Regions from separate parts of the Homo sapiens genome. Here region 2 is linked to region 1. A link is a contact called in ENCODE Hi-C or POLR2A ChIA-PET data. All regions are on one chromosome and are shown on one strand. Each heading gives the region's core, a stretch centred on a gene start or an enhancer-like site at or near the end of the contact. The rest is flanking DNA. Distances are from core to core; before and after follow the strand shown.

Region 1 (4,727 bases), core at 367-2,866:
GGAAGGGGGCAAAGCAGAGCCTCCAAATTTCTATTTCACTTTAACCTCAAGGAGTTGGAGACCTGCTATTCTGATTATACAAACCATGTTTCACAGACTGAGTCAAATCACTCCCTGCTGCAACAGCAGAAAGATGGCTGGGGTTTGCATTCTGTTGAAGCTAATTCCTAGCCATCTCTCTGTTGCCTTTTTGTACTTTTTTCCCTAATAACCTGTAGAAATCAGACACTAGACCTGCTCAACCTGGGAGAAGCCCAGTCACCTTTAAGATTCTGGCTCTTTTGTTCTCTCCCCCGACCACACTCATTTGAACACTTTCTGTAATGGGGCAGCTGGGCTCTGGATCTGCTGAACCAGCCTGAGAAGGCTGAGCCTGCTCTGCTCTAGGCTCTATGCTTCATTTTAAGTGCTCATCTTTCCCACTCAGGCTGATGGCTGCATCCTGTAAACCATTTAAGTGTTAAGATCCAAGAATGTTTGACCTTTCATTTCAGATTATTTAGGATGAACCAGTTTAGGTAAAGGAAGTTTCCTTAGTGTTACTTCTAATTGACTAGAAATTTACCATGGGGTTTGTGGCCAGTGCCCTGATTGGTTATAAACCTGTCTTGCTCTGCAGGTCACTGACCTGAGTGTGTATTTCCCTCAAGGACCTGGGAGAGAGGAGTGACTATGGCAGGGCGAGGTTCACCTTATCTTGAAGTCCCTAGGCCAAAAACGCTATTAGTAGTACTCTTTACTAGCAACTCCATTTCATTATCACCAACAGTCAGGCTTTTAAAGGGCTTCTGAGTCCACAGACTTTTTTTTTAAATGTCTGAACTTTAGATGAGTTGTCATAAAATCACCTTTGTTCTACATGAAGCATTGTGCCTGGATGAAACAACTCATTGTAAAAGAACATTGCCCTTCCCTACTATGTCAGAATTCATTGTTTGCCACAAAGGCAGCATCAGCTTCAACTGAAGATAACAGTCACATACAAATACTCACAATCACAGCTGCATTTGATATTTTACCTATAAGAGTCTTTTATTAAACCCTTTGTAAGAGTTTTTAAATACTTTTATTCTGTGTAACTTATTTTGATAACACTGCACAAAAATACCCCTCCCTTTCCCCATTTCTCTGCACTATCACCAAAGGCCAGTTGTATTCTAGATAATCAGCACATGTAGTAAAATCAGAGAAGAATTAATTATTTCCATGTTTATCTCTAAAGATAATGGTTTGAAACCTGGTACTGTGCTTTTCTTCCTGGACAATTCCTCACTGGAAATTACAGAACACAGTCTCTAGGTGCCACAGCCTTTTGAAAACTTCTATCCTGAGAGGATCACAGACCTTGCCTTACCTTTAGTTGAACTAGATGTACATCCACATGCTTGCTGTCCGAATCCTGCTGGACTGAATAGGTTAGGTCTCGGACCCTCTCTGAGGTCATCCGGAGCCAGGTCTCAATTTCAGGTAAGTGGAGGACAATCTTCCAGTCAGCCCCTGTGTGTAGTGGGGGTGGCTTTTCATACTGCTGGTCAGAGTCCATGTCCTTCATTGCCTCTTCTCCCTCACCCTGCTCCACAGTGGGTGTCATGTTGATGGCCATGGGTGAAGCATCAGTAGCCATGGGATCCAGGTCCTGTGACCTCAGGGGGGAAAGTGTCACGCTCATGGTTAACATGGAGAAGTCTAAACCTCACTTCTTTCCAAAACAGCTGAAAGGCAAGAGGAAAGAAGAAAGCAAGAGTCAGTCAAGATTGCCAAATAAAGAAATGATACTTCACAGAAGAAACAGGATTTCTAAATTAAGCCAGATTTCTAAATTAAGAAACCATAGCTCATAACAAAAACAGAAAGAGGTGTTTTGATTTTCTACATGGTAGCCCCAAGAGCCAGGAAATAATATGAACATAAAACCACTGTGATATTGACTACTCTCCCCCCACCGCCCCCATCTATTCTTCCCTTATTTCTTAGTAACAAAATCCTGGTTTTTAGCTGTTCATATTCCTGCACAGAATTTAAAACTACATTCCCTATCTCCCTTGCAGCTAGGTGTGGCCATGTTCTGGCCAATGAGTGGAATTGTTGTGTTGAAATTCTGGGAGAGCTGCTTACAGGGAGCTGACTCAATTAGGAGGGGCTCCCTTTATGCCCTTCTACTTTCCTCCCCTTCTTCCAGGCTGTAATGTGGACTTGATGGCTAGAGCAGCTGGCAACTCAGACCCAGAGAGGCCTTTGCGTATGACGGGTAGAGGACGGTGGAGCATGAGGGTAGAAACACGGGTTCCACTTGATACCGGAGGAGCTACCGTACCAGGTCTGATTGCTGCTCTGTACTTCTTTTATGTGAGAAAAAACCAAACTTCTATCTTGTTCAAGCCAGGATTATTTTGGGCTTTTCTACTAGAAATATTCAAACATCATTTTGACTATAAAATCAACATATTCAATACGTGGGACAGCTACGTGGGAAGATGTTCTAATCACAAAAAACACTGAGCTGAATTCAGGAGATGTTGCTCCTTTCTATGATTTGTTAGTTAAATAATAACCTGTGACAATCCCAAATCTTTACTTTCCTAGAAAGTATAAATCATGGATTGTACTGAATAGATCTAATTAACTCTCAATCTAAATTACATTAATATTTGGTTATATGGAATTTTTAGAGGCTTCTGGAATTTTAGGGGTAATAAATTGGTCTGAAATACATAAACAGTAAAATATTAACCAAATAAGTTAAAATAACATAAGTGTAATTCATCAAAAAGTAAGGTGGCATTTTAAGATGAATTTAATTAGTTTAATTATCCAGCTATTAAATTTATCTTTCTTCTGGAACGAGTCTAGTATAAAATATCAACTTTTAGGCTCTTATACTTTAAAATAAATAAGCACTATTTTTAGTCTCAAGAGCAGCTTCTTCTACTCAAGGCAATGAATTTATTTTTCTTTTATACTTTTTTTTCGGGTTCTACAAATTCAAGTTAGTTTATATTGTTATTTCCCCAAAGATGAAAGGTGACTGACCTAAAGATCAGAAATTAAATGTGATTGTCAAAAAGTGGTTCATATTTGTACAGTAACAAATATTCAGCAAAAAAAAAGAAAAGCAAAATTATTTTTACATACCAAAATAGAGGGGAAACTTTTTAAAATGCTTCCAATTTGACTAGAAACATGTATCTTTCCATACAGGAATGAGGAGTGGAAATAAAAAAGACTTGTTGAGTTGACAAAAGCCTTAAGACTAAGTTACTCCTATGACATATTTTTTCAGAATCTTTCCAATACTGCAGTGTAATCCTTTTCCCTAATTTCTCAGGCATCTAACTTTTGAATTCAATGGTGAGGAGAAGGCCAGACGTGGTGGCTCACGCCTGTAATCCCAACACTTTGGGAGGCCGAGGCAGGCAGATCACCTGAGGTCAGGAGTTCGAGGCCTGCCTAGCCAACATGGTGAAACCCTGTCTCTACTAAAAATACCAAAAATTAGCCGGGTGTAGTGGCAGGCACCTGTAATCCCAGCTACTCAGGAGGCTGAGACAGAAGAATGGCTTGAACCCGGGAGGGGGAGGTTGCAGTGAGCTGAGCCGAGATTGCACCATTGCACTCTAGCCTGGGCAACAAGAGTGAAACTACGTCTCAAAAAATAAAAAATAAAAAAGAGAATTACAGATAAATTTTTAAAACAAAGTTATTTGCAAAAAGCAAAATATATGTTATAAAGTAGGTTTATCACTTTGATACCTGCCTTAGAGAATGGCTTCAGGCTTCAATTCAACAGCCTTCGCCACCTGAATGCAAAAGGCAGAAATCCATACCCCACACTTTTTTTCTTTCCCATGAATATAAGGCAGATACCCCATATTTTTAACCATGCTTGCATTCAGTTTTACAAGTAATAATAATACTAGACCCAGCTATTAAAACAAAAAACAATCAGAAGATAACAAAATTTCACTGAGAGGGATAAAACTCCAGGAAGAGTGAGCTACCATACCACTTCTTCATAAACCATACCCCAGCCTCAGGCTGATTCCAATTTCTCCAATTTTTTTTTTTTTGAGATGGAGTCTCACTCTGTTGCCCAGGCTGGAGTGCAGTGGTGCCATCTCAGCTCACTGCAAGCTCTGCCTCCCGGGTTCACGCCATTCTCCTGCCTCAACCCCCCAGGTAGCTGGGTCTACAGGTGCCTGCCACTATGCCTGGCTAATTGTACTTTTTTTAGTAGAGACAGGGTTTCACTGTGTTATCCAGGATGGTCTCCATCTCCTGACCTCGTGATCCGCCCACCTCGGCCTCCCAAAGTGCTGGGATTACAGGCATGAGCCACCGCACCCAGCCCCAAATTTTTAATATTTAAAAAAAATTATTAATCGACCCACTGCCCTCTGGGGGTAAGTTTAGAATCACAATGCTATAGAAGGAATCTGATACATAAAGGTTAATAAGGTTTCTAGGTCAAGAACTTAGAACTGGTTATAAATGAAGACACTGGTGTCACAGTGGTTCCCTCTTCTAAGAAGCCAGAGTCACTGAAACTAGAAAACTGAATGCTGAGCCAGGGCAGCATACAATGAACTGTTTAAGCTACACTGACACATACACACTCACCGCAAAACCCTGCCCCAAAGCCCTGCACAACTGAAAAAACAGTGCTTAGTCACCGTGTTTTCTCTGAAACTCCTAAGTCAAGGCAGGGCCTTCTTGGGAATACACATCCT
Region 2 (4,220 bases), core at 720-3,219, 36 kb before region 1:
CAAAACTGGCCTAAGTTCACTGAAAGATTTGGCCTAGTTAGGTTTCTAAGTCTATCCTCATGTATCTAAAGTATTTGAGATTATTAGATGGATTAAAGGTCTTAGGAAAATTAACTAAATTTGTGAATGACATTCATTTGTTAAACTTATGAACTAATTCAACATTAACCAAAAATCAAATGGCTGTTACTGCTCTTGTAGTAAACTAACTAGATTTTTAAATAGAAGAAAGAGATGGGTAAAAGAAAATTTAGACTTAAGAAAAATCAAGCTTTAAATTTTCCAATTTATTCATAATTCTAGCTCTAAGTATTGCTTTCTACTTCAATTGTCAGGAATTATTTAAGCCTACCTCTATTGTCTGTTCAAACTACGATTCTATCATACCGAACTTAAATATTTTGTTGGCATTTGCATGCCCTAAAATTTCAGAGCTGGCAGTTTTCCTCTCAGCTGCTTTAAATGGCTCCCTGATTACTTTCCCCAGAGATGAAGCTGACAGATCCAGTGGGAAAGGACTGTGCCTTCTTTGTTCAGTTGCTGATGTGAGCCCTAACGACAGCAGTGATACAATTTACATTCAATAAGCCATGAGTCAGAGAATATCATCTAACTTTTTATGAGAATAAGATACTGTAAATTCAAACTTGTAATGAAAGACCTTACTCTTGGTTTGACTGCTGTTCAGTCTTCTGGCAGGGATGGGTAGGGTGGGATACAAGAAATGCCTGAAACATTGCTTCTCAAATCTTAATGTGCATCTGAATCACCTGGGGATCTTGTTAAAATGCAGGGAGACAAGAATCCTGCATTTCTAACAGTTCCCAGGTGTGGCCCAAGCGTCCAGTCCACAGACCACACTTTGAGTAGTAAAGCTCTAAATATCAAATAGCCTAGTTGATGTTTTGTGGGTTTTTTAGTGATGAAGATTCTGTTGAGGGTGGAGGAAAGGGAGTGATGGTATGTAAGTGCTAACCCTGGATCTAATATGACATCATTTTATATTAGTAATTATATTCAGAAGACTTGATGTTTTACCACTTAATATTTGTTCATTGGAAGAGCAACTGAACTTAAAGCAAATCAGTAATTTCCCAACATCTACAGCCTATTTTATTAGAAAATAAAAAGATAAACATCTGATTTGAAAAGCGATAAAATATGTCATATATGCATGTCAAGCATCAGTTCTGATCTTTAGGTAACTGAAGGCATAATCTTTCATTTTGGAAACAGACATAATGCAATCTCTGTATCATAACTTTAGAAACATCTCCGAGCAGCATGTCTGGCTGACGAGCCAAGACAAGTATAATAATAAAAAAAAAAAATTTGTGACATTAAAAATATCAGATCTCAAAAAAAAAAAGACATTCTTTTAACTAGCGAGGCAAAGAAAAATGGGAAAGCTATAAAAGCTTGTTTCTTTATCAACAGTAGGTGGTGCTACAATACAAGTAAACAGTAAATGTACAGCAAGTACTTTTCTTGTCAGCATTCAAATAATGATTTAGTTATTATTACACTTTCTTACAGATCAAGATCAAAACTGTCTTGACTTTATTATACAGATTATTGGACATGTTTTCAAAAGTTTTCTACTACCAAGAAACGCTAGGAATCTACTGGTAGTTTAATATGTCAAATAATCTAACTTTTTTTAAATGTATAAACTTTTGTGTGCCTATCTTGTTTTTAATTCTTCTTAAATTACTTGGGGGAATGCTAGTGATCATAGTTTGTTATACACTGGCATACCAAGGAGGTTGTGAAAATCTCCTCCGTTGGAGACTGTTGAAAAGCAACACAAAACCCTCTATTGCTTTCACAGGACTTCTTCAAAGCAAGTTGATGAACTTTACCAGGCAATGCCTAGAAATTATTTCCTGGCACAAAGTCTAGTGGCAGGACAGGAAAACACTTCCCCAGAGTTGCAACAGTTCTCACAGTACACCCCATGAGTCAGGGAGGTATGACAAAACAGACGAGGGATCAGCAAATTTTCTAGTGGAATGCCTAGTTAATACCTCTTCCAATAGCATTCATTACTGTAGAGTTTAGGACAGTTTTTCACACATTCCACTAGGCAGAGATTAATTTGGACTAAACCTACCTATTATTCATATATTATTAATAATCACTTAAAACAGATGCTCTAAAATCAGTATCCTAGAAATAATAATTTTGATGAAGGTGGAATAAGATTGTTAGAGCAAAGGGGGGCAAGTCCAATTAGAACGCAGGACATTTGAGGAATGGCAAGTCTTTGGAAGTGGTTGTGTTTCTGTCAGGGCTTTGATGAGACGAAAACAACATAAGGATATGGAGTACCTGGGAGAAAGAATGGAGGGACAAAGATGGGAGGAGGGAGGACAATAAAACATAACAAAAACAAAAATCCTGATTTGCGCTTTTGTCTTAAGTCATGGTAGCACAGATGTGTAAATTGCCAGGCTCTTTGTAACACTTGATCTATGCAAGAAAGGTAACATCCTGCAACATCCTGTGATTACAGGATGTCTAAAGACAGAGATCTAAACTTGAATCAACAAAGTCCCTGCCCTCAAGAAGCTCCCAATCTAGTGTTTCTCTGCTATACTTACAGAGGTGGGCTAACCTTTACTACATGAAAGAGCAAGGCATTGTCTCACAGGACTTTGGTCTATTCACTTCACAGATATAGAAAGCAAGTCATCCAGGGATGAAAACTAAGTCCCACAACTCAAAAGGCACAGAGTAGGAAATATTTTTGGCAAGAACTAGCTCTTCTGAATATGTCATTTAATTTTCTCTTCATTAATGTCATCAGTAAATATTAACAGAGTACCTACTGTGTTCAAGGTGCCAGTGTTTCTCTTAATCATTTTCAGTAGAAAAATCACAAGTTTTTCTAGATTCTGAATGCTGCTGTCTGGGCTCCTATCCTAGGGCTGCCTTGTGACAGCTCCCTTTGCTGGTTTAGTTTATCAGACTCTTTGAAAGGGAGATGACAATTAGGGTGAAAATGAGAGAGAAGCAACAATATCTATAACACATACAAGAACAGAAGGGCTGTAACCAGCAATTGAAAAGTCCCTTGATGACAAAGACTAGGGAGAAAAGGGAATATAGAAGAAGGGGATGAAAGGTGAAAAAAGAAGAAAATAGAAACTAAAAGCAAATAAAACCAAGAAAATTTAACATGTAATGGCAAAAGAAAAGAAACAGAGAGGTGCATCCTGAATGGAAGCTGAGGGAAATATTGGGGGTCTCATTGAAAAGTAAAATGTGTGATATTGCAGGAATTACAGACCAACTTCTTGGGATTCTGACCTCTTCCACACTGAAGATCAGAGGACAGGGAAGAGTTATCCAAACAACCAAAGAAAAGAACCATCCTGCTTTTTAAGACAGCATGGTTTATAGACAAGCAGAGACAAGATAGTGTCCGAGGATCCAGACTGGATTCCTGATTCTGACAATTTAGTTCCATGTCCTGGGGCAAATCATCACCTCTCTAAGATTCTGTTTCTTGTCCAAGAGAGTAATAATGCTTCACTACAGGTTTGTGAAAATCTTTATATAAATGGTAGTCATTCCATTTTTAAAACTTTTTATTATGGAAATTTTAAAACATACAAAAACAGAAAGAAGAGGATAATGAACTCCCATGTACCCAACACCCAGCAATAACAGGTATTAACTGTTGTCCAATCTTGTTTGTTCCTACCCACTCCCCCAACCTCAAATTAATTTGAAGCAAATCCTAAGCATCCTAACATTCTGTTTAAATAATATTTCAGTACATATTGCTAAAAGATAAGAACTCTTCTTTTTGTTTTTGTTTTTTTTTCCTTCCAACTTTTATTTTAGGTTCGGGGGTTCATGTGCAGTTTTGTTACATGGGTAAATTGTGTGTCACAGGAGTTTGGTGAAAAAATTGTCTCGTCACCGAGGTAATGATCAGAGTAACCAACAGGTAGTTTTTCCATCCGTACCCTCCTCCCACTCTTCACCTCAAGTAGGCTCTGGTGTCTATTGTTTTCATCTGTGTCCATGTATACTCTTTTCAAATACAACCACAATACCATTATTATACTTCCATAAAAATTAATACCTTTATATTATCAAATGTCCAATATATGTATATATTTCCTCAATTGTTTTGTTTTTATATATATACATATATATTAATGAATTAGTCTTGCTAAGAAAGAAAATATATATATATATATATAATC

Evidence for each region. A loop is a pair of places that touch in the nucleus more often than their neighbours do. ChIA-PET counts read pairs that join two places held with the same protein, here RNA polymerase II (POLR2A). Pooled maps may share reads with other maps.
Region 2: a map of ascending aorta shows a loop between it and region 1 (2.4-fold over the local background). The contact joins two enhancer-like sites. A Hi-C loop is called at or near these places in 5 of 168 maps with a recorded cell type or tissue (aorta, ascending aorta, cardiac septum and 2 more) and 5 of 50 pooled maps. POLR2A ChIA-PET finds 5 or more read pairs at or near these places in 5 of 52 experiments (A549, AG04450, Panc1 and 2 more).

The regions. Positions count from the first base shown.
Region 1 is chr14:32,430,445-32,435,171 of GRCh38, reverse strand. It overlaps AKAP6 (A-kinase anchoring protein 6), which reads right to left. Exons shown (of 14, transcript NM_004274.5): 2 at 1,355-1,712. The coding sequence starts at 1,678. Among named protein-coding and RNA genes, the nearest start is that of AKAP6, 100 kb to the right of the region's middle. Within about 2 kb of position 1,616, at least 5 of the 41 ENCODE cell types and tissues checked have a DNase peak (open chromatin) inside an H3K27ac peak, as active enhancers do; they include ascending aorta, where a contact is called at or near this core.
Region 2 is chr14:32,466,825-32,471,044 of GRCh38, reverse strand. All of the region lies in intron 2 of AKAP6 (A-kinase anchoring protein 6), which reads right to left. Among named protein-coding and RNA genes, the nearest start is that of AKAP6, 140 kb to the right of the region's middle. Within about 2 kb of position 1,969, at least 5 of the 41 ENCODE cell types and tissues checked have a DNase peak (open chromatin) inside an H3K27ac peak, as active enhancers do; they include ascending aorta, where a contact is called at or near this core.